2 separate regions of the Homo sapiens genome follow, and region 1 is linked to region 2. A link is an interaction called in ENCODE POLR2A ChIA-PET data of the cell type or tissue named here. Cell type or tissue: Panc1. All regions are shown on one strand. Links, peaks and the distances in the headings refer to the core of each region. The heading gives the core; the rest is flanking DNA.

The links. Peaks named below come from ENCODE experiments on the same cell type or tissue, not always from the same donor. Only the 100,000 strongest peaks of a DNase experiment are listed, where the experiment ranks them.
Region 1: POLR2A ChIA-PET joins it to region 2 with 14 read pairs; 2 of 35 experiments call an interaction of 5 or more read pairs at or near these places.

What each region holds. Positions count from the first base shown.
Region 1 is chr20:51,878,067-51,893,948 of GRCh38, reverse strand. No RefSeq gene overlaps it. Among named protein-coding and RNA genes, the nearest start is that of LINC01429, 23 kb to the right of the region's middle. RefSeq lists enhancers at 231-731, 732-1,232, 5,739-6,239, 6,240-6,740. In Panc1, for the core only: no CTCF peak of the experiment used is centred there; no DNase peak of the experiment used is centred there; H3K27ac peaks cover 1,868 bases.
Region 2 is chr20:51,721,954-51,737,835 of GRCh38, reverse strand. ATP9A (ATPase phospholipid transporting 9A (putative)) reads left to right here. Exons shown (of 28, transcript NM_006045.3): 2 at 7,858-8,002; 3 at 11,904-12,017. It also overlaps the pseudogene RPL29P35. Among named protein-coding and RNA genes, the nearest start is that of ATP9A, 38 kb to the left of the region's middle. In Panc1, for the core only: no CTCF peak of the experiment used is centred there; no DNase peak of the experiment used is centred there; H3K27ac peaks cover 677 bases.

The sequences.
Region 1 (15,882 bases), core at 4,721-12,720, 150 kb before region 2:
GTCGTGTTGATAGAATGTACCTTTGATCTAATGTGATGAGAATGGCTTTACCTCTGTGGTTTTCCTTCCACAAACATTTAACAACAAATAAATCCAAATTGAGGGACATTCTTTTTTTTTTTTTTTTTTGAGACAGAATCTCACTCTGTCGCTCAGGCTGGAGTGAATGGCAGGATTTCAGCTCAATGCAACCTCCGCCTCCCGGGTTCAAGCCATTCAATTGAGGGACATTCTACAGCATATTTGCCCAAAGCTCCTCAAAACTGTCGAGGTTTTCAAAACAAGGGTAGTCTAAGAAACTATGACAGCTAAGTGTAACCTAAAGAGACATTAGAACTAAATGTAATGTGGTGGTTTAGATAGGATCCTAACGCAGTAAAAGGACATTAGGTAAAAACCAAGGAAACCTGAATACAGTATGCAATTGAATTAACAATAATGTATGGCTGGCCGGGCGCAGTGGCTCACACCTGTAATCCCAGCACTTTGAGAGGCCAAGGTGGGTGGATCACCTGAAGTCAGGAGTTTGAGACTGACTCATGGCCAACATGGTAAAACCCCATCTCTACTAAAAATACAAAAATTGGCCGGGTGAGGTGGCTCATGCCTGTAATCCCAGCACTTTGGGGGGCCAAGCTGGGTGAATCACTTGAGGTCAGGAGTTCAAGACCAGCCTGGCCAACATGGTAAAACCCCATCTCTACTAAAAATACAAAAATTGGCTGGGCGCAGTGGCTCACACCTGTAATCCCAGTACTTTGCAAGGCCAAGGCGAGTGAATCACTTGAGGTCAGAAGTTTGAGACCAGCCTGGCCAACATGGTGAAACCTTGTCTCTACTAAAAATACACAAAATTAGCCGGGTGTGGTGGTGGGCGCCTGTAGTCCCAGCTAATGAGGAGGCTGAAGCAGGAGAATCAATTGAACCTTGGAGGTGGAGGTTGCAGTGAGCCAGAATTGCACCACTGCACTCCAGCCTGGGTGACAGAGCAAGACTCCGTCTCAAAAATAATAATAATAATAAAATAATAATGTTTGGCTAATAGTTTAACTGATTAAAACAAATGTGCCATGCTAATGTAAGATGTTAATAACAGGGAAAACTGTGTTTAGGGTATATGGTAACTCTTAGTACAATCTTTTCAATTTTTCTGTAAACCTAAAACTGTTCTAAAATTAAAATTTTATTTATGAAGAAGAGAATTGGCTGGGCGCAATGGCTCATGCCTGTAATCCCAGCACTTTGTGAGGCTGAGGCAGGTGGATCACGAGGTCAGGAGTTCAAGACCAGCCAGGCCAACATGGTGAAACCCCGTCTCTACTAAAAATACAAAAATTAGCTGGGCGTGGTGGCACATGCCTGTAGTCCCAGCTACTCAGGAGGCTGAGGCAGAAGAATCGCTTGAACCAGGAGGCTGAGGATGCAGTGAGCCGAGATCACGCCACTGCTCTCCAGCCTGGGAGACAGAGCGAGACTCCATCTCAAAAAAAAAAAAAAAAAAGACAATTGACTCTAAAGCAAGAAAAAAAAAACAAATATTTCAGAGTTTATAACATAAGTAGTAATAAAATCTATGACAAATACAGTGCAAAAGACATGGGGAGAGGGAAGTATATTGCTACAAGATTTTTATATTATATGTGAACTGTTATCATTTGATGGTACATTGTGATAAGCTGAAGATGCATACTTTATACCTTAGAGCAACCAAAAAAAAAAAAACAAGATATAGCTAATAAACCAGTCATGGAAATAAAATGGAATCCTAAAAAATAACTCATTCCAAAGGGAGCCAGGCAAAAAGAAGGAAAAAGAATAGACTACAAATAGGACAATAAAAAATAAAGAGCAAGATGGTAAATTTAAGTTCAACCATATAAAAAATTCCTATAAGGGTAAATGATCTAAATATTCCAATTGAAGTCAGAAGTTGTTGGTTTTGTAAGAGAGCAAGACCCAACCATATGCTGTCTCTAAGAAACTCTGCTTTATTTCTTATTTATTATTTTTTTGAGGTGGAGTCTCACACCACCTTAGGTGTGTGTTACTTAGGCTGGAGTGCAGTGGCACAGTCTCAGTTCACTGCAACCTCTGCCTCTTGGGTTCAAGTGATTGTCCTGCCTCAGCCTTCCAAGTAGCTGGGATTACAGGCGTGCGCCAGCATGCCCAGCTAATTTTTGTGTTTTTAGCAGAGAAGGGGTTTCACCGTGTTGGCCAGGCTGGTCTCGAACTCCTGACCTCACGTGATCTGCCTGCTTCAGCTTCCCAAAGTTGTGGAATTATAGGCATGAGCCATCGCACCCAGCCTGAAACCCCACTTTAAATATAAAGACCAGGTAGATTAGAAGTAAGGGATTGAAAAAGATACTCCATGCAAACACAAAGCCTAATAAAGTGGATTGGCTGCATTAATTTCAGATAAAATAGATTTCAATTTGAGAAATATTTCCAGGGAAAAAATGGGACATTTCAAAATGATAATGGAGTCAATTCACCAAGTGACATAATCCTAAATATGTATATCCTGATAACACAAAACTAAAACAATAATACATGCACGTGGTTTGGAATTCAAAACAAAAATATGAATTCTGATTGGCATATGAAGAGGGAATTGATCCATAGGAAGAACTCCTATAAACTGAGTTGCTGGGTGAAAGTGTATGTTTAAAGTTTGGCGAATATTGCCAAACTGCTCCCAAATGAAGTTATACCAAGTTATAACCAAGTTGAAGTTATACTAAGTAATTGCAGAAATTACTTTTGCACCAACCAACTATAAATTGCCATTAAAAGTAAGGCAAAAAAGTGGTCGGGGACAGTGGCTCACACCTGTAATCCCAGCACTCCATGAGGCCGAGGCGGGTGGATCACCTGAGGTCAGGAATTCGAGACCAGCCTGGCCAACGTGGTGAAATCCTGTCTCTACTAAAAATACAAAAATTAGCCAGCCTTGGTTGTAGTGCCTGTAATCCCAGCTACTGGGGAGACTGAGGCAGGAGGATCTCTTGAACCCAGGAGGCAGAAGTTGCAGCGCCTGTAATCCCAGCTACTGGGGAGACTGAGGCAGGAGGATCTCTTGAACCCAGGAGGCAGAAGTTGCAGCGCCTGTAATCCCAGCTACTGGGGAGACTGAGGCAGGAGGATCTCTTGAACCCAGGATGCGGAGGTTGTAGTGAGCCGAAATCACACCACCGCACTCCAGCCTGGGTGACAGAGCAAGACTCCATCTCAAAAATAAAAAATAAAAAAATAAAAATAAAAATAAAGTAAGGCAGAAACTACAATTACTTTTGCACCAATCTAATACTTCTCCAACAATAGGAGATGGAAAAGTACAAGAGCAACTGCTGTTAACAATAACCACCCCCCTGGCCGGGCACGGTGGCTTACCCCTGTAATCCCAGCACTTTGGGAGGCCGAGGCTGGTGGATCACAAGGTCACGAGACCGAGACCATCCTGGCCAACATGGTGAAACCCTGTCTCTATTAAAAGTATAAAAATTAGCCGGGCGTGGTGGCGGGCGCCTGTAGTCCCAGCTACTCGGGTGGTTGAGGCGGGAGAATCGCTTGAACCCGGGAGGCGGAGGTTGCAGTGAGCTGAGATCATGCCTTGCACTCCAGCCTGGGCAACAGAGCGAGACGCCATCTCAAAACAAAACAAAACAATAACCACCCCGATAAGAATAACAGCTAAGATTTTCTGAGCATGTACTGTGTGCCAGGCTAGAATAAACACGTGCCTATCTATCAACCTTTTACTCCTATGAGAGAGGTGCCCCGCTTCTTCCCCATTTCACAGAAGATTGCTGGGTAGAGGATTATAAAAAGCACTGTGGGTGCAGGGAGTCAGACATGCCAAGTTATGATTACCAAAATCCTGGAAATCTTTCCTTATACACATTTTCTATTTTTCCTGTGTCCTCAGGTAGCTAAAAATGAAGCATAGAGTGGCCCGTTCATCTTTCATCTTCCCCCTCTCTCGGGATTGCTTTGCTTTGCTTTACTATTTTGGCTCCTGAGACAAGAAGCTACATTCCAATAAAGCTTTCTTAATGGACACTGAAATGGGAATTTCATATCTTTTTATGCATCATAAAATATTCTTCTTTTGATTGTTTCTCAACCATTTAACCCAAATGAAGTGTTTTACCTTTGTGTATGTGTGTGTATGTGTGTGTGCACTACACACAAACTGAACACTGCGCCCCTCCCTTTCAAAGATCTTCAACCACCTCTGCACCCCTCCCCCTAACGGGCACCAGCTTAACTTTCCTTCCATTGTGAAAAGAAAATTCCATGAATGCAAAAGCTGAGACTTGTGAATTTCTTTTTTCTCCTCAAGGTGCTTACCTAAGGTGAGCTTTACGATTGAAATGCAAAGAGTCATCAAACACATCTCAGTCGCATTAGAGGAGATAAGCAGTTATCAGATGGTTTGACTGATTGGATGCCTAAGTACTAGGGGAAGGAAACCACTTTCAATATTGCACATTGCGGGGCTTATAACAAACTGTGTCTGGCCTGGCAGTTATCCTTGCTAACTTTTACTTTGGGTGTATTAATTTTTTATTTTTCTACCAGTAGCAGCCAACACAGGTTTTCGTTTTACAAATTAAAGGGCCGGAAAATCTTTCCACTTTGTTCCTGCCAAGGGAATCCCAGATCACTCCAGGTAATCCCCACAGTAATCAGAGTGGTCTGTTTTCTAAAATGAGGGTATGGGACAATATAAGGTTGTTTGTAGGTTTGCTTCCAAGATGCAAGCTTCCATTTCCAGAAATTCCAAAGAATTGAAAGCCATCGGTGAAAACTCCTGTAGACTTAGAGAGAAAAAAAAATCAAATCCCAACTGGTCCCAATGCATACAAATCATTTTTAATCAGTTTTTACTTTCTTTCTGAATAAAGACATTCTCAGAATTTGAAAAAGTGAGACCAAGGCAAGAGGATTGCTTGAGACCAGGAGTTCAAGACCAGCCTGGTCAACATAGCCTGATGCTCACTACAAAAAAAAAAAAAAAAAATTTTTTTTAAAGTCCATTCACTGGACAAGTTGTAATGTTCGCTATAATCATATAATCATAAAAATGACAAGGATTTAAAAGCCAGATTTCAATTTGTTGAGAAAGAGTTTAACAGGCCATGGGGGTGGAGGAGGCTGGAGAGGTTTCCTTCCAGTCTGTGCAGGGTAACTTGAAGGAAAATCCTGACTCCAATTATAAAGCAAGGACAAATCCTCGAATCCTTTCAATATATCCATCTTCCCTGGCCAAATTGTATTCTTTCTCCTTCCCTCCACCCCCTTTTGCATTTCCATCAACAATACGGCTATCGGCTGAGCCCCTTGGTCAGCAAATAAAGGCAGAGGGCGAAGTAAATTTGCTTCCCAGCAATTATTTTTGTGAGGTCATGGAGTGAAGCGTTAAAAGAATACTACCGTGGAGGGGAGTATTCAGTAACTGTATGATCTGTGCTGCAAAACTGACAAAAGAACTCAGCCAGTCTTTTACTTTCAGACCCACAGAAATCATTGACCACGGGGTCTTTGTTCCCTAAATTCATCTAAGAGGAATCTTTCACATGAACGCCCCTGCATGGAAGCTAATCCCCTCCGCCCTCGGCTTCCCGAAGAAAGTCCATTTGGTCATTTGCTCTGTGTCTACACCTGCAAATTATCAGGATAATTTTGATCTTAAGAAAATAAAAGAACAAATGGGTAGGGGGAGGGAAGGAAAGAAAAAATCCAGTAAGGTCTTTAGTATCTAGAGCAGGAATTAGCAAAGTCTTTCTGTAAAAGGGCAGGTGGTGAATATTTTCAGCTTTGCGGACCCTGTGGCTTCTGTGGCTGGACCACTCAACAACACGAAAGCAGCCCTGGGCAATACTTTTATATAAATTATGGTGGTGACTGTTCCAAAGAAGTTTTCTTTGTGGACACTGAAATTTGAATTTTATATAATTTTCATGTGTCATAAAATATTCTTCTTTTAATTGTTTCTTTTTTTTTTTTTTGAGACCGAGTCTCACCCCATCACCCTGGCTGGAGTGCAGTGGTGCGATCTTAGCTCACTGCAACCTCCGCCTCCCGGGTTCAAACAATTCTCCTGCCTCAGCCTCCTGAGTAGTTGGGACTACAGTGTGCACCACCATGCCCGGCTAATTTTTGTTATTTTTAGTAGAGATGGGTTTTCGCCATGTTGGCCAGGCTGGTCTCGCTCGAACCCCTGACCTCAGGTGATCCGCCTGCCTTGGCCTCCCAAAGTTCTGGGATTACAGGCATGAGCCACCTCATCTGGCCTTCTTTTGATTGTTTCTCATCCAATTAAAGAAATATATAAAAGCCATTCTGTTCACGGGCAGGCTTGGCCGGGACTGTGTCTTACAGAGCCTTGATCTAGAACAATCTAGCCTTAGAAATGCCTTTTGGTCTGAGTGTTGTGAATCCCGTTGAATGAGTCTCACAGGGAAGTGTGGGCACTTGAAAACCCAGCTGGGCAATGATTTCTGGATTTTAATATCCTATTCAAAATATTAGGAGGAATTCCAGGAATTCAAGCCAGGAAACTAGACACCATGCCACATACACTGAAGAGTCCTTATCAGGCTTTTAATTGCAAATTAACCCATCCAGATCCTGAGGAATTTAGCATTCTGGTCATACAGAGAAAACTGTCACCCCAGTGCCTTCCTGTAAACCATGTTTCTCAGCCTTAGTACTGCTGACATTTTGGGCCAAATACTTCTCTAGCGTGAAGCTGTCCTGTGTATTGTAGCATGTATAGCAGCATCCCTGGCCTCTACCCACTAGATGTCAGGTCCATCTTCCAAGCTGTGATAACTAGAAAGGTTTCCAGACATTGCCAAATGCCCCTTGGGAGGCAAAATCTTCTCCAGTTGAGAACCACTGATCTCAATCAGCTCCGTTAATGGAACTTTCTGTGACAATTGAAATGTTCTATATGGGAACTCTCCACTAGCCATTTGTCACATGTAGGTACTGAGCACTGGAAATATACTAGCATGCCTGGGGAGCTGGGTTTTTAACTTTATTTAACTTTCACTACTTTAAAGTTAAATTTAAATTGCCACATGTGGCTAGTGGCTACCATATTGGACAATGCTGCTCTAAGTCATGACCAAACCCACTACCACACAAAGAAGGGTGTGAGAAGAAGCACAGCCTTGTGTTAAGTACAAGGGCTTGGGAGTCAGACACCAAATTCTGTTATTCATTCGTTTATTCAGTCAACACATACTTATTGAGCATCTACTATGTGCCTGGCACTGTCCTGGGGATATATAGATGAACAGGAGCAATAAAGTCCCTGTTTTTATGAGGCTTTCATTTCTAGTGATGAGAACAAACCAAAATATAAATTGAAATAAAGTAATTGCAAGTCATGATCAGGGTTATCTGCCACAGAACAAGAGGGTTGGAAGAGTTCCTCCTTTAGAACAGACATTCAGGAAATGCCTCTCCAAAGCCTAGTGGACAGCTTAGATTTAAATATGTAGCTTAAAATGGCAATGTGAATTGCCTCACGAGGTCCACAATGCCTGCTCTTAATACATTTTGAGCTGAGCACAGTGTCTCACCCCTGTAGTCCCAGCAATTCAGGCGGCCAAGGCAGGAGGATCGCTTGAGCCCAAGAGTTTCAGACCATCTTGGGCAACACAGTGAGACCCCCAGCTCTAAAAATCAATAAACAGATAAAAGCCATGGCTGCAGCGTGTGGCTTCCTGACCCACTTGTTCCTTGAGAGCCCACAGCGGTGAGGCAGGATCAGGAGCAGGCAGACCACCGCTTCGCAGTACCTGTAACTGCATCTTCCTCAAAAAGCCCACCAATCTTCACAATGATTTTTACATCTACTGCAAAAATTTTACATTGTTACAGACAAGGGAAACTGAGGCACATAAGCTGGTTCAACATTGCACAGCTAGAATAGAGCTCAGATTAGAACCCAGGCAGCCAAATGGAAACTGGATCTACTATTATATTAACTATAGTGACTTATTTGAGTTTTCCAGAGCGCTCTGGAACCAAAAGCATGTTAGAATTGGTTTTTGTTGGGGTTTTTTTTTTTTTTTTTTTTTTTTGAGACAGATGCTCAGTCTGTCACCCAGGCTGGAGTGCAGTGGCGCGATCTCGGCTCACTGCAACTTCCACCTGCTGGGTTCCAGCAATTGTCCTGCCTCAGCCTCCCGAGTAGCTGGGACTACAGGCGTGTGCCACTATGCCCAGCTAATTTTTTGTATTTTTAGTAGAGACGGGGTTTCACCATGCTGGCCAGGCTGGTCTCAAACTCCTGACCTCATGATCCACCCAACTCAGCCTCCCAAAGTGCTGGGATTACAGGTGTGAGCCACCGCATCCAGCAGATTCTTTTTTTTTTTTTTCCCTTGAGACCGAGTTTCACTCTTGTTGCCCAGACTGGAGTGCGGTGGCGTGATCTCGACTCACCGCAACCTCTGCCTCCTGGCCTCCGCCTCCTGGGTTCAAGCAATTCTCCTGCCTCAGCCTTCCTGAGTAGCTGGGATTACAGGCATGCCTCACCACGCCCGGCTAATTTTGTATTTTTAGTAGAGACAGGGTTTCTCCATGTTGGTCAGGCTGGTCTCGAACTCCTGACCTCAGATGATCCGCCCGCCTCGGCCTCCCAAAGTGCTTGGATTACAGGCGTGAGCCACCGCGCCTGGCCCAGAATGGGTTTTTAAACAGCGAAACCAGCCAGGTGTGATGGCTCACGCCTGTAATCCTAGCACTTTGGGAGGCCAAAGCAGGCAGATTACTTGAGGTCAGGAGTTCAAAACCAGCCTGGCCAACATGGTGAAACTCCGTATCTACTAAAAATACAAAACTTAGCCAGGCGTGGTGGCGTACACCTGTAATTCCTAGTCACTCAGGAGGCTGAGGCATGAGAATGGCAGAATGACTTGAACCCGGGAAGCGGAGATTGCAGTGAGCCAAGATCATGCCACTGCACTCCAGCCTGTGCGACAGAGTGAAACTGTGTCTCAAAAATAAAAGAGTAAACAGCCATGTCTTAGGAACAAGAGAGAGGGAAATAATAAGATGGGCTCTCCTGTACGGAGGAAGAAGGACTTCTGCATTCTTCAACTCTTGGCTGAAATATCCTAGCCACAGAGAATCCCTCAATAATCAGTTGTGACTCATCTTGGGGGTGTGAAATCTCTGTCTCCCAAATGCTATGGAAAACACTCCCTTTCATTCATGATTCTTGGTGAAATCTGGGATTCTGGATCAGTTAGGAGACTCTCAGCTGCAAATCAGGAAAAATTTCGACTCTAACATTTCTCCAGCAATACTCGCACGGTTTTTCATCAGAATGAGGCTGGCTTTTCCAAATGCACTTATGCAATAATGGTCTTCAAAAGACAGTGATCCTCATTAATTGAGGCCTGCATATTTTCAAATTCACCTACTCACTGAAATTTATTTGTAACCCCCAAATTAGTGCTCCTGGTGCTCTTAAGGTCGTTTGCAGATGTGCACAGAGCAGTGCCCAACATGGACAAGAAAACACGCTACCTTCTAATTGCAGCTCTCATTCTATAAACAAGTGCCTTTTCTGGGTGTATTTATTTATTATTTTATTTTTATTTATTTTTTGAGACGAAGTCTTGCTGTGTCACCCAGGCTGGAGTGCAGTGGCGCGATCTCAGCTCACTGCAACTTCCGCCTCCTGGGTTCATCGTATTCTCCTGCCTTAGCTTCCTGAGTAGCTGGGACCACAGGCGCACGCCACCATGCCGGGCTAATTTTTGTATTTTTAATGGAGGCGGCATTTCACCATGTTGGCCAGGCTGGTCTCAAACTCCTGACCTCAAGTGATCTGCCTGCCTCAGCCTCCCAAAGTGCTGGGATTACAGGTGCGAGCCCCCGCACCTGGCCCACATTTTCTTTATCCATTAATCCAGTGGGCATTTTGGTTGCTTCTACATCTTGACTATTGTCAATAGTGCCGCAATGAACATGTTGCAAATCTCTCTCTGAGATCTTGTTTTCAATTCTTTTGGATATATACCCAGAAGTGGGATTGCCGAATCAGGTGATAGTTTTTTATGGTCATTAATTAATTTAATAATTAATTATTTTGAGATGAAGTTTTGCTCTGTCGCCCAAGCTGGGGTTGCAGTGGTGCGATCTCAGCTCACTGTAAACTCCCGGGTTCAAACAATTCTCCTGCCTCAGTCTCCAGAGTAGCTGGGATTACAGGCGCGCACCACCATTTCTGGCTAATTTTTGTATTTTTAGTAGATACGGGGTTTCACCATGTTGTCCAGGCTCAAACTCCTGACCTCAGGTGATCTGCCCGTCTCAGTGTCCCAAAGTGTTGAGATTACAGGTGTGAGCCACTGCGCCCAGCCATTTATTTTAAATTTTTTGAGGAACCACTATACTGTTTTCCATGGTGGCTACACCATTTTTCACTCCCACCAACAGTATCTAAGGGTACCAATTTCTTGCCAATATTTGTTTTCTGTTTTTGTGTTGTTTTGTTGTTTTGTTTTGTTTTTTGAGACAGAGTTTCGCTCTTGTTGCCCAGGCCGGAGTGCAGTGGCAGGATCTCGGCTCACTGCAACCTCTGCCTCCCAGGCTCAAGCAATTCTACCTGCTTCAGCCTCCTGAGTACCTGGGATTACAGGCACCCACCACCATGCCCAGCTAATTTTTGTATTTTTAGTGGAGACGGGGTTTCACCATGTTGGCCAGGCTGGTCTTGAACTCCTGACCTCCAGTGATCCGCCTTCCTTGGCCTCCCAAAGTGCTGGGATTATAGCCATGAGCCACTCCGCCCCGCCCCAGTATATTTCCTTCTAGAAGTTTTATAATCTCAGGTCTTATGTTTAGGTTTTTAATCTTTTTTACAATTATTATTTTTGTAGACATGTGGTCTTGCTGTGTTGCTCAGACTGGCCTCAAACTCCTGGCCTCAAGCAATCCTCCTGCCTGGGTCTCCCACAGTGAGGGGATTACAGGCGTGAGACACCACACAAAGCCCTGGTTCCTAATCCATTTTGAATTAATTTCTGTATATGGCACAAGAAGAAAAGGGTATGTCTTTAGTTCTTTTTGTGTAGATATCCAATTTTCCCAACACCATTTGTTGAAGAGACAATCCTTTTCCCCTTGTGTAGTTTTGGCACCCTTGTCAAAGATCATTGGCCCATATACCTGAAGGTTTATTTCTGGGCTCTCTATTCTGTGCCAGTGATCTACTTCTTCCCTTTTTACAGCTGAATAATATTCCGTTGTATAGGTAGAGCATATTTTGTTTATCAGTTCATCAGTCAATGGACATTTACGTTATTTCTACTTTTTGGAGTTTAGGAATAATGCTGCTATAAACATTTGTATACACATTTCTGTGTAGAGGGCCAGGCACAGTGGCTCCCAGCACTTTGGGAGGCCAAGGTGGGTAGACCTCTTGAGGCCAGGAGTCTCAGACCAGCCAGGCCAACATGGTGAAACCCCATGTCCACTAAAAATGCAAAAAAAAAAAAAAAAAAAAAAAAAAATTAGCCGTGTATGGTGGCACATGCCTGTAATCCCAGCTATTTGGGAGGCTGGGGCACGAGAATTGTGTGAACCCTGGAGGAAGAGGCTGCAGTGAACCAAGATCACACCACTGTTTTTCAGCCTGAGCAACAGAGCAAGACCCTGTCTAAAAAAAAAAACAAAACAAACAAACAAACAAAAAAAAACAGTTTCTTTGTAGACATATGTTTTTAATTCTCTCAAATATATACCTGGGAGTAGAACTTCTGGATCAAATGAAAATTATGTTTAATATTTTAAGAAACTACCAGATTTTTCAAAAGCAGCTGTACCACTTATACTCCCACCAACAATGTATGAGAGTTCCAATTTCTCTCCATCTTTGCCAACACTTGTTACTCTCCATATTTTTTATTATAGCCACCCTACAGGGTCTCAGGTGGCATCACATTGCAGTTATGATTTGCATTTCGCTAATGACTAATGATCCTCAGCATCTTTTCATGTACATTTTGGCCATTTGTATATGTACTTTGGGGAAATGTCTATTCCATTTTTTCCCCCGTGTTTTAATTGGATTTTTTGTCTTAAAAACAATGAATACAATTGTCAAGTGGTGAGAGTTGTTTTCATATTTTGGATACTTATCAGATATGTGACTTGTAAATACTTCATGGAAAAGTGTTAATCAAGGCAGTGAAATAATTGATCAGATTAGTGGCTTAGAAAAATGAATTGTACAGGCCGGGCATGGTGGCTCACACTTGGAATCCCTGCACTTTGGGAGGCCAAGGCGGGCGGACCAGAAGGTCAGGAGATCAAGACCATCCTGGCCAACATGGTGAAACCCCATCGCTACTAAAAATACAAAAATTAGCCGAGCATGGTGGTGCACACCTGTGGTACCAGCTACTCAGGAGGCTGAGGCAGGAGAATTGCTTGAACCCGGGAGGCGGAGGTTGCAGTGAGCTGAGATCGCGCCACTGCACTGCAGCCTGGGTGACGGAGTGAGACTCCATCTCAAAAAAAAAAGAAAAAAAGAAAAATGAATTGTACGGGTTTATTCATCATTTGCTGTTTCGCAAGAGATAAAGATGATAATGGTATCCATGGATGTTTTTGTATGTTCAGCTCATCAAATAGGAATGGTGCAGTTTTAAAGACGATCAGTGGTGGCCAGAATAATGATACATTTATAAATTACCACTATTTTAAGCATGTCACACATTTTAAACTTGTTTAATCTTTCTATAATTACACTTTTTTTTTTTTTCCCGAAGACAGAGTCTTGCTCTGTCACCCAGGATTGCGTACAGCAGTGCAATCTCAGCTCACTGCAACCTCTGCCTCCTAGGTTCAAGCAATTCTTCTGCCTCAGGCTCCCAAGTAGCTGGAATCACAGACATGCACCACCAGCCCGGCTAATTTTTGTATTTTTAGTAGAGATGGGGTTTCTCCATGTTGGCCATGCTAGTCTCAAACTCCTGGCCTCGCGTGATCCATCCATCTTGGCCTCTCAAAGTGCTGGAATTACAGGCATGAGCCACTGCACCCAGCCTGTAATTACTCTTAGCTATCCCATTTTAGAGATGCAGAAACTAAGGTATAGAGAATTTACATATCTTGTCCAAGGTACACAGCTAGTATGAACCGGAGCTCAATATTGAGCCCAGGCTCTGACTCCCGGGTCTGAGAACCTAAACACAGCACTACAGGGAGCCCAGGGTGCAGCTAGGCATCTGTCTTCTCATCTGACATCTCTATCTTAGTTTCTGACCCAAGGTAGACTCTCGGCCTCATCATTCTAAAATCACGTTATTTAATTAGTTGATTCCTAGAACCTTCTTCTGCTCAAAATTTCTGATGTCTTGGCCATATCTCTCTTAACTAGGCATTTACAGACAGCTTTACAAGTCGCAGTCAATCTCACTTACATCATCAAAAGGCAGCTTCACGTCGAATGACTTGGGGTACTGTTTTTGCAGTCATATGTTCCTAGGTTCATATCCCAGGTTTGCCACTTTCAGGCTGTGTGACCATGGGCAAGTCACTTAACCTCTCTGAGGCTCAAGAACCTCACCTGTGATGCTAATAACTGTTCACACTTTATAGGTTAGTCAAGTGACATAACACACATTCACAACACGTAGCTAAAAGTTTATACTTAATTAAATAACTGTCAATTATAATGAAAATAAATAGGCCAGGCATGGTGGCTCATGCCTGTAATCCCAGCACTTTGGGAGGCCGAGGTGGGCAAATCACAATGTCAGGAGTTCAAGACCAGCCTGGCCAACATGGTAAAACCCCGTCTCTACTAAAAATACAAAAATTAGCTAGGCATGATGGCACATGCCTGTAATCCCAGTTACTCAGGAGGCTGAGGCTGGAGAATTGCTTGAACCTGGGAGGCGGGGGTTTCAGTAAACCAAGATCCGCCACTGCACTCTAGCTTGGGTGACAGAGCAAGAATTCGTCTCAGAAAAAAAAAAAGAAGGGCCAGGCACGGTGGCTCACACCTGTAATCCCAGCACTTTGGGAGGCTGAGAAGGGTGGATTGCCTCAGCTCAGGAATTCCAGACCATCCTGGGCAACATGGTGAACCCTGTCTCTACTAAAATAGAAAAAAATTAGCCAGGTGTGGCAGTGTGCACCTGTAGTCCCAGCTACTCGGGAGGCTGAGGCAGGAGAATTGCTTGAACCCAGGAGGCGGAGGTTGCAGTGAACCGAGATCGCGCCATTGCACTCCAGCCTGGGCGACAGAGTGAGACTCCGTCTCAAAAAAAGGAAAAAGAAAATAAATACTAATTTAACAGTCCGGGCGGGATGGCTCATGCCTGTAATCCCAGCACTTTGGGAGGCCGAGGCGGGCGGATCACAAGGTCAGAAGTTCGAGACCAGCCTGACCAACATGGTGAAACCCTGAAACCCTGAAACCCTGTCTCTACTAAAAATACAAAAATTACCTGGGCGTGGTTGCATGCACCTATAATCCCAGCTACTCAAGGCAGGAGAATTGCTTGAACCCGGGAGGTGGAGATTGCAGTGAGGCAAGATTGCGCCACTGTACTCCAGCCTAGGTGGCAGAGTGAGACTCCGTCTCAAATAATAATAATTATTATTATAATAGTAATTTAACAATGCAGTGGCATATGTATTATCAGTTTCACTTTACTAATAAGGACATGTGGGGTCAGAAACAATGATTGATGGGCTCAAGATCACATTATTGCTAAGAACAGAACTTGAACCCTGACCCTCCAACACCAGGTTTTGTGGGTTTTTCCCCTACAATGCCTCCCCAGAGGACCTAGGAACAAAACATATACATTGCACATATAAATTATTTATTCGTTCAGAGGCTGGAAACAACATAAAATGTTGCATGATAAAATCTATAATTCCTACACTTTTTCAACTATGTCCACACAAGTGAAATATAAATATCTATTTTTCAAGTTAAATATAAATGATATTCAGTCAACAGGAACTATGAAAGCCAAATAGGGACTATGTGAAATGCTGATGTTAAAATTTAATAGCAATAGGCCAGGTGCAGTGGCTCACGCCTGTAATCCCAGCACTTTGGGAGGCTGAAGCAGGCAGATCACAAGGTCAGGAGATCGAGACCATCCTGGCTAACAAGGTGAAACCCCGTCTCTACTAAAAATACCAAAATTAGCCGGGCGTGGTGGCAGGCACCTGTAGTCCCAACTACTCGGGAAGCTAAGGCAGGAGAATGGTGTGAACCAGGGAGGCGGAGCTTGCAGTGAGCCGAGATTGCGCCACTGCACTCCAGCCTGGGCAATAGAGAGAGACTGTCTCAAAAAAAAAAAAAAATTAACAGCAATAAAGAAATAACCATCTAATAGTCAATTATAATATTTAATTGAATAAAGTCAGGAAGGGTCAATATATACCATGTCATATGTACTTTTCTTAAAAAAATAAAAAATAAAAAAGAGATCCCCAAATAAGAAGGATATAAAGTATAAAGGAAAGGGCCAGTCACCGTGGCTAATGTCTATAATCCCTGCACTTTGGGAGGCCAAGGTGAGTGGATCACTTCAGGTCAGGAGTTCGAGACCAGCCTGACCAGCATGGTGAAACCCCGTCTCTACTAAAAATACAAAATTAGCCGGGTGTGGTGATACATGCCTGTAATCCCAGCTACTGGGGAGGCTGAGGCAGGAGAATTGCTTGAACCTGGGAGGTGGAGGTCGCAGTGAGCTGAGATCGCACCATGGCACTCCAGCCTGGGCAACAAGATCAAAACTCCATCTCAAACAAAAACAAACAAACAAACAAAAAAGGATATAAAGGAAAGGATTAAATTATTTTCTTTATTCTTCAATT
Region 2 (15,882 bases), core at 2,745-10,744:
GTGGAGGTGTTTGGTTTTGTATCCCGTAGTATGAGTCCTTGAAGCATACAAGTTCAAAAGTTTAGGACCACAGTACCTCTGCTTAGTTTTTTGCTTAGTTAATATCATCTTTAAAATCAATATTGAAAAGTGTAATACATGTTCATAAGAAATTAAAATATGCAGAAGTGGGTACAGCAAAAAGTACAAGTCAAGTGACTTTATTCATCCAACAATTCTCTTTTTTCACTCCCCAGCAATAATACTGTGAGTAGTATCTTTTGTATTCTTTTTCTGTGAATACGCTTCTTAGTCCAACTGGGGTTACGTACTTTTGGTAAGGCTGAATGTATATATATTGGGCCCCACACGTGTGCAAAGAGTGACATGGTAGATTAGTAATCTGTGTAATTAGCAAAGGAAATAATTCATAAGGGAGAGAGGCATAAAGGAAATCTGTCCATTGTGGCAGAGCAGGTATTCAAGGGTGATGTTGGCACTGAGAGGGAGTAAATTGATAAGTGGCTCAAAGGTGAATGGGTACGGGGCAAGAGAGCTCCTGCATGGACCGAACAGTCACTCTTGATGGTCCCCAAAGACGCTTCCAATTTGTGAACTGAGAGACTGGGAAAAAAAGTATTGCTGTGAAAGAATTGTGCAGGTGAGGCTGTTCATGGTAGTGCAGGATGCAGAGAGCTCTTAGCCCAGGGTCTGGATCAGACAGGCCTGGGCTCCATTCCTGCTTCTACCCGTTAGTAGGAGAGAGAGCGGATGTAGCAGATGATTTTGGGCAGGTCACTGAGTCCTCTGGGGCTCACTTTATCCACTGTAACAATGGGAATGGTGCTAGTACCTTGTAGGATTGTTGTGAACATTAAATGAGACAGTGCATTTCTTTTTCATTTTTGACATTTTAGAGATTGTGCATTTCTACATCTATAACATATCGAGAGTCTGTACCCTAGTACCCTACTCCTCACTCCCCCACTGCCACCCCCCTTAGTCTGGACTGCTCTATAGTCTTGCCTGGATGATGGCACCAGCCTCATAAATAATTCCTGTTTCTGTTTTTTTTGTTGTTGTTAATATAACAGTTTCATTGAGACATAACTCATATACCTTATAATTCACCTATTTAAAGTGTACAATTCAGCAAGTTTTAGTGTATTTGTAGAGTTGTGTAGCTATCACTACAATGTGAGGGCCAGGCGCGGTGGCTCCCGCCTGTAATCCCAGCTCTCAGGGAAGCAAGAGTCAGGAGGATAGCTTGAGCCCAGGAGTTCGAGACCTGCCTGGGCAATATAGCGAGACCTCGTTCTCCAGAAAAAGGAAAAAAAAACAAAAACAAAAGACAAAAAAAAAAATAAGAGTAACTACAATGTGAGAACATTTCATTCCCATAAAAAGAAACCCTATACCCATTATCTGCTTCAGCTCTTGCTCACTGCAGTGTTTTCTCTGACCAGTGGCCTGGGGGACCTTTTAAAACTATAAATGAGATCATTCCACTCTCCTGCTTATAACCTTCAAATGATCCACACTGTGTATGGAGTAACATCTAGACTCCTTGCCCTGGTGACAAAGCCCTGTGTTGTCCGCCCCCCATCTCCTCCCTCCTTGTCCTTTATCTTCTCCCCGTGATGGGTGCATTTCTGCTGCAGCCAGTCTTTGCATGCTTTGCGAGTGCCAGGCTGCCTCCCACCTCCGGATCTTTGCCTGTGCAGTTCCATCTGCCTGGATTGCACTTCCTTGTATGGGTGCATGGCAGCTTCTTCTTGGCACTCAGCTAAACTGTCCCCTCACCTCCCTGGCCACCCATTCCCGGAGCCACACCCCTTCCTCATTCACTCTCTGGCCCCTGGCCTTATTTTCTTTGGAAGTTGTTTACTGTCTCCCTCCACTAGGCTACAAGGTCCATGGGAGGAGGGCCTTGTCTGTCCTGTTCGCTACTGAATGCCCGGTGCCTAGGCGAGGGCTGGCCACTGTGCAAACACTCAGGGCACACTTTGGGAATGGAGGAGTGACAAAAAGGAAGCTGCTATTACTTGCCTTGTTGTTGTTACTAAGTGTTCAGTATCTATTGACTTGAAAGTCAAATAAGTCCTGTATTAAAAGGTGTAAGTTATATTCAGTGCAGGTGAAGACTGAATGAATGTGGTAACAATCAAATTGGTTAAATGAGATGGGCTTTTGGCTCAGGTAACACAAAGTTCTTATTTTATCCTGTGCCAAACACTCCAGTTTTGCAATGAGATTGTGAGGAAGGAGAAGGCAAGGATTCTGTTCCAATGTTTGGTCCCAGAGGACCTAGAATAGTACTTTGTACCGGGTAAGCGCTTAATAAAATAATGCTTACTCTTATGAATTTAGCTGCAGAAACATTTAGTCCCATAGACAATATGTGTAGAATGTAAAAAATGCAAATCTTACTAAAAGAATATACAGGAAAAGTTCTCCCTACTCCTTCTTCCTGAAAGGGAGCCAGTGTTATTAGCTCGTCGTGGAGATTGTCTGTGCTCATGCAAGCGTCTCCCTGCATGTATGTCCTCTTGCTTTCGTGCAAAGAATAGCATCCTACACACACCTTTTAGCCCCTTGCTTTTCGGTTTTGTGTATTTTGCAGATTGGGTCATTTTGTGCACACAGCGCTATTTTATTCTTTTTTTTGTTTGTTTCCCCCTGCCTCAGGCTTATTTGTACAAATAGCACAGGAAGATACCAACCCCATGCAGACGGCAGCCCAGAGGTCATACCAATCCTTCTGTCCTCATGTTTGCAGATGGAGATCTCTACTCTGAAGCCTTTTAGGGGCGTGGGCACTTTTGAGAGCCTGAGCTGGAACTGAAGCTGGAGCTGCAGTCTGGGCCTTGGTTTGATTCTTGGCCTTTGGCCAGCACAGCCTAAGACCCTTAGCAGTGCGGGCATGAGCATGCGTCCCAAGTTTGGAGTGGGCAATGTAGGCAAGTCGATGAATTTTGCTGCCGACACCCTTTGAGATCTTGGGCTTAACCTCTTTGGACTTTACAAGGGTCTTGATAGCCTCGGCGTGTGCACTCAGGGCCTTGGTGGTGTTGGCCTGCATCTTCTTCATGCACTTCTTCTTGTACTTCTTGGCAAAGTGCATGTTCCTCAGGAACTTGGGGTTCACCCACTTAAGAAAGTCATATCTTTGTGACTGGGATTTCTTCCTTTCTTTCTTTCTTTCTTTTTTAAATTTCTTCTTAAAAAAACCAAAATGGGATACACGTGGACTGGGATTTCTTGATGCCATTTCTGTTCCATTTTCGGGCCTGGTTGTGTGTGGTTGTATGTGGACTTGGACATGTCTGCACCGAACCCACAGCTCCCGAAGTGCCTGGAACCGGAAGAGGACCTTATGCTTTAGAGGGGGTTAGGAATTTCATTTATGGCTTATCCCTGTTTATTTAACCAGTCTTCCTTTGATGAACGGTGTTATGGTCTGAATGTATCCCTTCTCCCTAAATCTGATAGTTGTATGAAGTTGGGCACTGAGGAGGTGATTGGGTCATGAAGGCAGAATCCTCATGAATTCCCTTATAAAAGAGGCAGGAGGGGCTGAGTGGGGTGGCTCACACCTGTAATCCCAACACTTTGGAAGATGAGGTGGGCAGATCACTTGAGCCCAGGAATTTGAGACCAGCCTGGGCTGCATGGTGAAACCCCATCTCTACAAAAAAAAAATTACAAAAATTAGCCAGGTGTGATTGTGCTTGCCTATAGTCCCAGCTACTTGGGAGGCTGAGAGGTGGGAGGATTGGTTGAGCTTGGAAGGTTGAGGCTGCAACAAGCTGAGATCATGCCACTACACTCCATCCTGGGCGACAGAGTGAGACCCCATCTTAAGAAAAGAAAAAGGCATGAGGGGCCAGGCATGGTGGCACAACTTGTAACCCCACCACTTTGGGAGGCAAAGGTGGGAGGATGGCTTGAGGCCAGGTGTTTGAGACCACCCTGGACACCATAGTGAGACCCTCACTCTACAAAATATTAAAAAATTAGCCAGGCATGGTGGCACATGCCTTTAGTCCCATATACTTGGGAGGCTAAGGTAAGAGGATTGCTTCAGCCCAGGAGTTTGAGGCTGCAGTGAGCTGTGATTGTACCACTGTACACCAGCCTGGGTAATACAGATTTTTTAATTTAAAAAAAAATTAAAAAAAAAAGGCCAGGTACAGTGGCTCACGCCTGTAATCCCAGCACTTTGGGAGGCCAAGGCAGGCGGATCACGAGGTCAGGAGTTCAAGACCAGTCTGACCAACATGGTGAAACCCCGTCTCTACTTAAAAATACAAAAATTAGCTGGGTGTGGTGGCGCACGCCTGTAATCCCAGCTACTCAGGAGGCTAAGGCAGGAGAATGGCTTGAACCCAGTAGGTGGAGGTTGCAGTGAGTGGAGATCGTGCCACTGCTCTCTAGCCTGGGCAACAGAATTAGACTCTGTCTGGAAAAAAAAAAAGGCATGAGGAATGGGCCTCACCAGATACTGAATCTATTGGTGTCTCCATCTTGGACTTTGCAGCCTCCAGAACTATGAGCAATACATTTCCTTGTTTGTAAATTACATAGTCTAAGGTATTTTGTTATAGTAGCGGGAAGGGACTGAAACAAATGGTTAGATTTGTTTCCAATCTCTTGCTCCCATAGTGCAGTGAGTGACCTGTACTTTGTGCATATGCACAAAGGTGATAGGCTAAGTAATTAATAAATAGCATAACTGTAACCGGATAGCTTGATGTCTGGAAACTTCTGCTAAAACAAAACAGAACAAAAATTTTGTATAAACAGTCAACCTGACAGTTTGTGATTCTCTTAAATTCATTTTTCATCTTTCATTAGAACTGTACAACTATGAAGACAGTCATTACTAGATTATTATAGGATAGGGAGAGAATTACTGGCTCTTAGAGGAGTCAGTCTTCACCATCCAGTAAGGTTTCTGCAAATACGGTGATGCGCTTTCTGTCAAATGAATCTTCCTTCGCTCCTCTCCTCCTTCCCCTTTTTCTCCCATCCTTTTCCTCTCCCCCTCCCTCTTTGCTTCCTCCATTCATTCAAAATGTATTCAGTGAGTGTCCACTGATGGCCAGCATGGGTGATTTGCACTTGGAAACAGGAGTGGCGAGAGTGGTTGGACTCCTTGAGGCTTCTGTGTGTGTCTCTGGCTTTTGGACAACTTAGAAAGGGGCCAACAAGAATGAGTTACTAGAAGTGAAACCTTAGCAGAGCCACACTCCACCATGAATGCTGGTTTACTGGAATGAGGATGCTATTTTTAAGAAAGAGCATTGTGTTTCATCATGGAAATTTTGAGCATCTGAGCAGGCAGCCTGCTGGCTCGCTCATCTTTAAGGTCCTGATGGACAGAGGCTGTGTTTTCTTAGCTCTGTACCCCAGCACCCACCAGGACCTGCTCTGTGGGAACAAGGGAAGAAGGAAGGTCTGTGGTGGACGAGTAATATGTGAGTTGTTGGTTTCACCTTAGCTGGCGACATCCCAGGGGGCTGGCAGGGCTGGGACCTTGCCTCAGCCTTTGAGTGCTGGGGCGGTGAGGTGAGCGGTCCAGCGAGGGACGTTTTTGTTGCAGTTTTTCGGGAGCTTGTACTTCTCAGAGTGCCTTGTTTAATAAAGCTCTCCTGAAGGACAAGCTGCCGTTTTTGGGGTCCTCAGAGCACCTCGTTTTGCCAGAGCAGCCCAGATTCCTAGGTGTTCCTTTGCCTCGTGGGAGGGTGACCTGGGAGTGGGGGTGCTGATGTTGGCACCAATGAGCTGTCCTCTTGGGAAAACCACGTTGGGGGCGCCCTTGGGGTCGTTCTGCCGACAGCTGGTGTGCTGGCTTCTCTCCAGGTTATATCGAGCTCTGAGACATCATCTTTGTGGCTTGCTCCTCTAATGTGTTGCTGAAAAGGAAAGCTGGGGGTGGAGAGGAGATTCCCCCGCTCCCCCTTTTCCTTTATATAGCAATCTTGGTGGAACTAGCAGCTGTGACAGCATGGGGTGGGGAAAAGACACTAGGCTTTGGAATAAGGCTGACACAGTTCAAGGCCAGACCCAGCTGTTTCTTACGTCTCTGCAAACTTGGGTGCTTTAGCTGTTCCAAGCTTCTCTTTTTTTTTTTTGGAGATGGAGTCTCCCTCTGTCACCCAGGCTGGAGTGCAGTGGCATGATCTTGGCTCACTGCAACCTCCGCCTCCCGAGTTCAAGCTATTCTCCTGCCTCAGCCTCCCTGGTAGCTGGGATTATAGGCGTCTGCCACCACACCCAGCTAATTTTTGTAATTCTAGTAGAGATGGGGTTTCACCATGTTGGCCAGGCTGGTCTTGAACTCCTGACCTCAGGTACCTCCGCCTGCCTCGGCCTCCCAAAGTGCTGGGATTACAGGCGTGAGCCACCTCGCCTGGCCCAAGCTTCTCTCTTATCTGTGAAGCATAGATGTAATAATAGTACTTACTGTGATATATTTATTTTCTTAAATCCTTTTATTCTAAAATAAAGCCTACCTTTAAAAAATTATTATTATTTTTATTTATTTATTTATTTGAGACGGAGTCTCGCTCTGTTGCCCAGGCTGGAGTGCAGTGGCAATAGCTCACTGCAACCTCCGCCTACTGGGTTCAAGCGATTCTCCTGCCTCAGCCTCCCGAGTAGCTGGGATTATAGGCGCCTGCCACCATGCCTGGCTAATTTTTGTATCTTCAGCAGAGACGGGGTTTCACCATCTTGGTCAGGCTGATCTCGAACTCCTGACCTCATGATCCGCCTGCCTCGGCCTCCCAAAGTGCTGGGATTACAGGCATGAGCCACCGTGCCTGGCTAAAAAATTTAATTTTTAATAGAGATGAGAGTCTCACTTTGTTGCCCAGGCTGGTGTCAATCTCCTGGCCCCAAATGATCTTCTTGCTTTGGCCTCCCAAAGTGTTGGGATTATAGGCATAAACCACCATGGCTGGCCGAATCTTACTTTTTGGAACACAGTCTTTTGCCACATAATGACATATCAACCAACCACAGACCACATATATAACAGTGGCCCCATTAGATTAGAATACTGTATTTTTACTGTATTTTTTCTATATGTAGATATGTTTAGAGACACAAGTACTTACCATTGTGCTACCACTGCCTGTCTTATTCAGTACAGTCTCATGCTGTGCAGGTTTGTAGCTGAGGAATAATAGGCTGTACCATTCAGCCTAGTGCATAGCAGGTGATGGCAGCCAGGTTGTGTAAGTCACTCTAGAATGTTCCCACAGTGCCGAAATGGCCTAATGCGTTTCTTAGAGCGTATCCTTGTCGCTTAACAATGCAAGACTGTAAATAATTTGGGATTGGGGACAAAGCATCTTTTTATTTATTTATTTACTTATTTTTTGAGACGAAGTCTCAGTCTTTCGCCAGGCTGGAGTGCAGTGGTGCGATCTTGGCTCACTGCGACCTCCGCCTCTTGGTTTCAAGCGATTATCCTCCCTCAGCCTCCTGAGTAGCTGGGATTACAGGCACGTGCCAACACGCCCGGCTAATTTTTGTATTTTTTAGTACAGACGAGATTTCACCATGTCAGCCAGGATGGTCTCGATCTCTTGACCTTGTGGTCTGCCCACCTCGGCCTCCCAAAGTGCTGGGATTACAGGTGTGAGCCACCGCGCCTGGCCAGGACAAAGCATCTTTTATTTGGACCACAGCTTCGTGGGAGCTTCTGCTCTGTTTTCTTGTTTCACTGAAAGATGAAGCCTCAAATATGGCTGTGGTCCTGAGCCAGAGAAGATGCTGTAGAGAAAAGCAATCTGCGAAGAGTGGGCAGACATGAGCACAGCCTCGATGCGTGGGCGTGGCCTTGATGCGTGGGTTTCTTTCCCACAGGTGCTGCGAGTGGCTGAGATGCTGCGGTGGAGGGGAGGCCAGGCCCCGCACTGTCTGGCTGGGGCACCCCGAGAAGAGAGACCAGAGGTATCCTCGGAATGTCATCAACAATCAGAAGTACAATTTCTTCACCTTTCTTCCTGGGGTACGTGCAGGCAGGGACCGTGCTCTTTTCTTTTTTCCATCACAAATACATGCATTGGTACAGATGTTATGTCATGTCATGTTATTTTTTAGACAGAGTCTTACTCTGTCGCCCAGGCTGGAGTGCAGTGGCGCAATCTTGGCTCACTGCAACCTCCGCCTCCTGAGTTCAAGCGATTCTCCTGCCTCATCCTCCTGAGTAGCTGGGATTATAGGCATGTGCCACCACGCGTGGCTAATTTTTGTATTTTTAGTAGAGATGGGGTTTCACCATGTTGGCCAGGCCGGTCTTGAACTCCTGACATCAGGTGATCCACCCACTTCAGCCTCTCAAAGTGCTGGGATTACAGATGTGAGCCACCTTGCCCGCCGGTACAGTCTTAAAAGACTGAGTTCCCTGTGGCAGATGTCAGTGACTTTTCTGTGCCACCTTAGTCCCTGGTTGTTCATCTTCCCTGGGTTCAGCACTGGGTAGTGGCGGGGTTGGAGGTGGGGTGGGGTGGAGGGGGCACCTGCCTTCTCTCTGCAAGGCTGTGACCCCACCTGCTCAGTTAGAGTAACTTCACATGTATTTGGTGTGCTAAGCCTAAGAATGAAAAAGACATTCTGGGGACCTAGCATTATGACCAAAACAGCAGAAAAGAATGTCAGCAGTGCTTAAATTTCCCCCCATCATGACACATGTAGTCAATATTGGCAAGTTGGGAGATAATAGCTTAGAGGAGAAAAAATAAAGATGCATTTTAATCTTACCATCTATAGAGAGAATTTTCATTAGTATTTTTGCTAATAATAAATGTTTCTGGTGGCATAACACTTCCACATTAACTTACACAAATCTGTGGACATGTACTCAGCAAACCTTCTCCCCAACATGCACATAAATTAAATATCTATTTTTATCCAGCACTGCCTCCAAACACACACCAGTTGACTTTGAGAAGCAGCAGTAGCAATCAGCTCCAATGCAGAAAGGAACATAATGGTAGTGTTAGATATTGAGTGATAGTGCAGAGGCACAAATCTATTATATAGTCGAGTTCAAGGTCAATTGGAATTTGTTTTTTAAGAGACCAGATCTCACTGTCTTGCCTGGGCTGGAGTGCAGTGGCATGATCAGAGCTTATTGCAGCCTCAGACTCCTGGGCTCAAGCCATGCTCCTCTCTCAGCCTCCCAAACAGAAATTTGAATTTTTTTTTTTTTTTTTGAGATGGAGTCTCGCTCTGTCGCCCAGGCTGGAGCACAGTGAGCCATCTTGGCTCACTGCAACCTCCGCCTCCTGGGTTCAAGCAATTCTCCTGCCTCAGCCTCCCAAGTAGCTAGGATCACAGGCACCCGCCACCACGCCCGGCTAATTTTTTGTATTTTTAGTAGAGACGGAGTTTCACCATGTTGGCCAGGCTGGTCTCGAACTCCTGACCTCAGGTGATCCACCCACCTTGGCCTCCCAAAGTGCTGGGATTATAGGCACGAGCCAGCGCTCCCAGCCGTGAATGTTTTTAAGGGTGATTTTGACTATATTCATTGCTGGTTTCCTCAACTCCCCCCAACTCTCAGTACCTCAAGTGAGGAATAGGTTTATTCTCATTCATGGAAAGTCTGATGCAGACTGGGCCACACTCCTCCATTTCCTGGGTATGGCACCTGGACTATGTGGCCACCAAAGTCACCAGAGTGGCTCAAGAGGCACCAATGGTTCTTAGCTGCCTTAGCCTCAACGAGACACAGTACGTCCATTCATTACCTATTGGCCCAAACTAGTCATGTGGTCTCAGTCTGACTCTCGGGTGCATGCCAATGGTCAGAACCACACTAGCACCTAGCTGCTCCCCAGGGGAGGATTTGACTGTGTTATTTTATGGAGTTGAGGTCATGTTGTGGACATAGCTTTTTTTTTTTTTTTGAGACTGAGTCTCCCTCTGTTGCCCAGGCTGGTGCACAATGGCGTGATCTCGGCTCACTGCAACCTCCACCTCCCGGGTTTAAGTGATTCTCCTGCCTCAGCCTCCTGAGTAGCTGGGATTACAGGCACGTGCTCCCATGTCCGGCTACTTTTTTTATTTTTTAGTAGAGACAGGGTTTCATCATGTTGGCCAGGCTGGTCTTGAACTCCTGACCTCGTGATTCATCCGCCTCGGCTTCCCAAATTGCTGGGATTACAGGCGTGAGCCACTGTGTGCGGCCATTTAACTTTTTAAAAATTATTTTTTATTTTATTTTTTGAGATGGGGTTTCACTTTTTATTTTTTGAGGTGGGGGACTCATTGTCACCCAGGCGAGAGTGCAGTGACATGATCTTGGCTCACTACTATCTCCGCCTCCTGGGCTCAATTGATCCTCCCACTTCAGCCTCCTGAGTAGCTGGGACTACGGGTGCATGCCACCACTCTTGGCTAATATTTGTATTTTTTGTAGTGATGGGGTTTTACCATGTTGCCATGGCTGGTCTCGAACTCTTGAGCTCAAGCCATTTGCCAACCTCGCCCTCCCAAAGTGCTGGGATTACAGGCATGTACCACCACGTCTGGACATGCTGTGGACGTAACTTTTTTTTTTTTTGAGATGGAGTTTTGCTCTGTCACCCAGGCTGGAGTGTAGTGGCGCGATCTCAGCTCACTGCAACGTCTGCCTCTTGTGTTCAAGCGATTCTCTTGCCTCAACCTCCTGAGTAGCCTATAGGTGCCTGGCTAATTTTTTGTATTTTTGTAGAGACGGGGTTTCACCTTGTTGGGCAGGATGGTCTTGATATCCTTACCTCGTGATCCGCCTGCCTCAGCCTCCCAAAGTGCTGGGATTACAGGTGTGAGCCTCTGCGCCTGGCTGGACATAACTTTTTATTTCTTTTTGCACTCAACCTTATAGCATAAGCATTTTCCGCAAAAACCTCCTCCTAAACAACAGAGCAAGGCTCCGTCTCAAAAAAAAAAAAAAAAAAAAAAAAAAAGAAATAACACAGTCTGGACGCAGTGGCTTAGGTCTGTAATCCCAACACTTTGGGAGGCTGAAGTGGGAGGATCGCTTGAGCCCAGGAGTTCAAGGCCAGCCTGGGCAACATAGGGAGACCCTGTCTCTACAAATAGCAAAAAATTTAGCTGGGCATGGTGGTGCATGCTTGTGGTTTCAGCTACTTGGGAGGCTGTGACAGGAGGATCGCCTGAGCCCAGGAATTCGAGGCTGCAGTGAGCTACGATCACGCCACTGGACTCCAGGCTGGGTGACAGAGCGAGACCTGGTCTCAAAAAACAAAACCAAACCCCAAAACACACATAACATAGTTGATGCCCCTGTGTGCCCCTCCATGTTAGATTTTACCCCTTCCCCAGGAAGTAACTACTCTTCTGAATTTGGTATTTACAATTTCCATGTATATCATTATTTACTCTTTCTTTTACAAATGATACTTTTATTACCCATGTATGTTTTTCTAAACAACATATGGAAGTGTTTAAGCTCTATGTGAAAAGTATAGTGTAAATTGTATTATAAAGCAGGATTTTTTTTTTTTTTTTTTTTTTTTTTTGAGACAGAGTTTCGCTCTTGTTGCCCAGGTTGGAGTGCAATGGTGCGATCTTGGCTCACTGCAACTTCCTCCTCCCGGGTTCAAGCAATTCTCCTGCTTCAGCCTCCTGAGTAGCTGGGATTATAGGTGCCTGCCACCACGCCTGGCTAATTTTTGTAGTTTTAGTAGAGACAGGGTTTCGCCATGTTGGTCAGGCTGGTCTCGAATCCTGACCTCAGGTGATCCGCTCGCCTCGGCCTCCCAAAGTTCTGGGATTATAGGCGTGAACCACCACGCCTGGCTGCAGGAATGTTTTTAGATGTTATTCATTTCCCACCAAATGTTCCAGATCTCATCAGACAAGCCCTGAATGTCTTTCTCTGTTGTCTCCCTCCATTCCAGGTGCTGTTCAACCAGTTCAAATACTTTTTCAACCTCTATTTCTTACTTCTTGCCTGCTCTCAGTTTGTTCCCGAAATGAGACTTGGTGCACTCTATACCTACTGGGTTCCCCTGGTAAGTTAATCGGCATTGTTTGTTCAGTAACCTTAGAGGTTTGGAAACAGAAAGTTCTTTGTTTCTCTCACTTAGGCATCTGGAATGGGATGGTGGCCTTGTAAGGGAAAGGATGCCCTTAGGCCAATACATTGGGAGTCTCTGAGACTTTAACGTTGAAGCTCCATTTCATATACCGCCTGGATCAAACTATAGCAAAGCCTGTGCCGTTCATTTATTCATTTAGCTGTTGGGTCTTGCATTATCTCAACAAGGATTTATTGTATGTTTATTGTATATGGCACAAGTCTAGACTCTGGGAACACAGAGGTAAATGAGAAAGACAAATCCCCTGTCCTCATGGATTATATCACAGGTTGAGCATCCCAAATCCAAAATCTCAAATGGTCTAAAATCTGGCCAGGCACGGTGGCTCATGCCTGTAGTCCTAGCACTTTGGGAGGCCGAGGTGGGAGGATTACCTGAGGCCAGGAGTTTGAGACCAGCCTGGGCAACATGGTGAAACCCATCTCTACTAAAAATATAAAAATTAGTGGGGTGTGGTGGGACGTGCCTGTAGTCCCAACTACTTGTGAGGCTGAGGCAGGAGAATCGCTTGAACCTGAGAGGCAGAGGTTGCAGTAAGTTGACATCACGCCACTGCACTCCAGCCTGGGTGATGGAGAGAGACCTGTCTCAAAACAAAAACAAAAACAAACAAAAAAATTCCAAATAAATAAATGTAAAATCTAAAACTTTTGAGCACTAACATGGGACTCAAACGAAATGCTCACTGGAGCATTTTGGATTTCAGATTTTTGGATTTGAGATGCTTAACTGGTAAGGATGGCACAGATGTCCCCCAATCTGGAAACATCTGCAATCTCAAACACTTCGGCTCCCAAGCATTCTGCATCAGGGATGCTCACCTTGTATTTGAATTGTTTCCTGGGATCACATTTTCTTTTTAACCAATGTAGAGTATTTGAGTGTGAGGGGTTGGAAAAGTAGCAGAATCTATGCTTTTGTGCATGCGATGTGTAGCAGAACCGAGTAGCCCCTCTGTTCCTTCCCTCGCCTCCTTTTCTTTCTCCATTGATTTGGCAGATGGTGGTTGAGCACCTGCTGTGTGCCAGGCCCTGTGCTGGGTTCTGGGGGTGCAGCAATGAACAGAGTAGACAAATATTTCTGCCCTGTGGGGCTGACATTCAGAAGGGATAGACAATAAACCAGTAAATGAAATTGTTACAAATTGTGAAAAGTGCTCTGAAGGTAACAGAATAAGGTCGTAGGACAGATGGGGTATCCCAGATACATTTAGTATTTTTTACATGAATGAAGGTGAAGGGTAGGAGATGTGAAGGGGCAGCCTTAGCCTGTGTGGCTGTGAAAGGCCTCCTGAGGAGTGATGGGAAGGAGACTATTCCAGGGGGCAGTGATGCAAAGGCCCTGCAGCAGGCATGTGCTTAGAGCATTTGAGAAACAGAAAGAGGTCCAATGTAACTGAGCTATGGAGAGGGCAGAATAGATACCCTTTTTTCTCCAAACTGAGGTATTATGAAATGCAGTTGCTGTTTATATTCTCAACAAGTGGGACCCAGGGGGGGAACGCTTGGATTCTCTGTTCATAAATCTCATTAACGTTTTTATTTTTATTTATTTATTTTTGAGATGGAGTTTCGCTCTTATTGCCCAGGTTGGAGTGCAGTGGCGCAATTTCAGCTCACCACAACCTCTGCCTCCTGGGTCCAAGCGATTCTTCTGCCTCAGCCTCCCGAGTAGCTGGGATTACAGGTGCCCGCCACTGTGCCCAGCTAATTTTTTGTATTTTTAGTAGAGATGGGTTTCACTCTGTTGGCCAGGCTGGTCTCAAACGACTGACCTCAGGCGATCCACCCACCTCGGCCTCCGAAAGTGCTGGGATTATAGGCGTGAGACACTGCACCTGGCTCTATTTTTATTTTTAATTAAAGAATTTGCTTTTAGGCCGGGCACGGTGGCTCACACCTGTAATTCCAGCATTTTGAGAGGCTGAGATGGGCGGATCAAGAGGTCAAGAGATCAAGACCATCCTGGCCAACATGGTGAAACCCTGTCTCTATTAAAAATACAAAAATTAGCTGGGCTTGGTGGCATGCACCTGTAGTCCCAGCTACTCAGGAGACTGAGGCAGGAGAATCGCTTGAATCCGGGAGGCGGAGGTGGCAGTGAGCGCCACTGTACTCCAGCCTGGTCAACAGAGCGAGACTCCGTCTCAAAAAAAAAAAAAAAAAAAAGAATTTGCTGTTGCCCAGGCTGTAGTGCAGTGTGCAATCATAGCTCACTGCAGCCTTGAATTCCTATGCTAAAGGAATCCTCCTGCCCCAGCCCCCTGTGTGGCTGGGACTACAGGCACATGCCACCATGCCTGGATAATTTTTTTTTTAATTCATTTTTTTTCCTATAGGTTATTGGGGTACAGGTGGTATGTTGTTACATGAGTAAGTTCTTTAGTGGTGATTTGTGAGATTTTGGCACACTCATCACCCGAGCAGTATACACTGCACCCTATTTGTTATGTTTTATCCCTTGCCTCCCTCCCCACTCTTTTCCCCAAGTCCCCAAAGTCCATTGCATCATTCTTATGCCTTTGTGTCCTCATAGCTTAGCTCCCACATATTAGTGAAAACATATGATGTTTGGTTTTCCATTCCTGAGTTACTTCACTTCGAATAATAGTCTCCAGTCTCATCCAGGTCACTGCAAATGCTGTTAATTCATTCCTTTTTATGGGTGAGGAGTAGTCCATTGAATATATATACCACAGTTTATTTATCCACTCGTCGATTGATGGGCATCAATCTCTACTAAAAATACAAAAAATTAGCTGGGCATGGTGGCGGGCGTCTGTAATCCCAGCTACTGGGGTTGGTTCCACGATTTTGCAATTGTGAATTGTGCCACTATAAACGTGTGTGCAAGTATCTTTTTCGTATAATGACTTCTTTTCCTCAGGGTAGAACCCAGTAGTGGGATTGGTGGATCAATGGTAGTTCTTCTTTCAGTTCTTTAAGGAATCTCCACACTGTTTTCCATAGTGGTTGTATTTACATTCCCACCAGCAGTGTAGAAGTGTTCCCTGTTCACTGCATACACGCCAACATCTACTGTTTTTTGATTTTTAGATTATGGCCATTCTTGCAGGAGTAAGGTGGTATCGCATTGTGGTTTCGATTTGCATTTCCCTGATCATTAGTGATGTTGATCATTTTTTCATATGTTTGTTGGCCATTTGTGTATCTTCTTTTGAAAATTGTCTATTCAAGTCCTTAGTCCACTTATTGATGGGATTGTTTGTTTTTTTCTTACTGATTTGTTTGAGTTCTTTGTAGATTCTGGATGTTAGTCCTTTGTCAGACGTATAGATTGTGAAGATTTTCTCCCACTCTGTGGGTTGTCTGTTTACTCTGCTGACTGTTCCTCTTGCCGTGTAAAAGCTCTTCAGTTTAGTTAAGTCCCAACTATTTATCTTTGTTTTTATTGCATTTGCTTTTGGGTTCTTGGTCATGAAATCCTTGCCTAAGCCAATGTCTAGAAGGGTTTTTCCAATGTTACCTTCTAGAACTTTTATAGTTTCAGGACTTAGATTTAAGTCCTTAATCCATCTTGAGTTGATTTTTTGTATAAGATGAGAGATGAGGATCCAGTTTCATTCTCCTACATGTGGCTAGCCAGTTATCCCAGCACCATTTGTTGAAAAGGGTGTCCTTTCCCCCACTTTACGTTTTTGTTTGTTTTGTTGAAGAGCAGTCGGCTGTAAGTATTTGGGTTTATTTCTGGGTTCTCTATTCTGTTCCATTGATCTATGTGCCTATTTTTATACCAGTACCATGCTGTTTTGGTGACT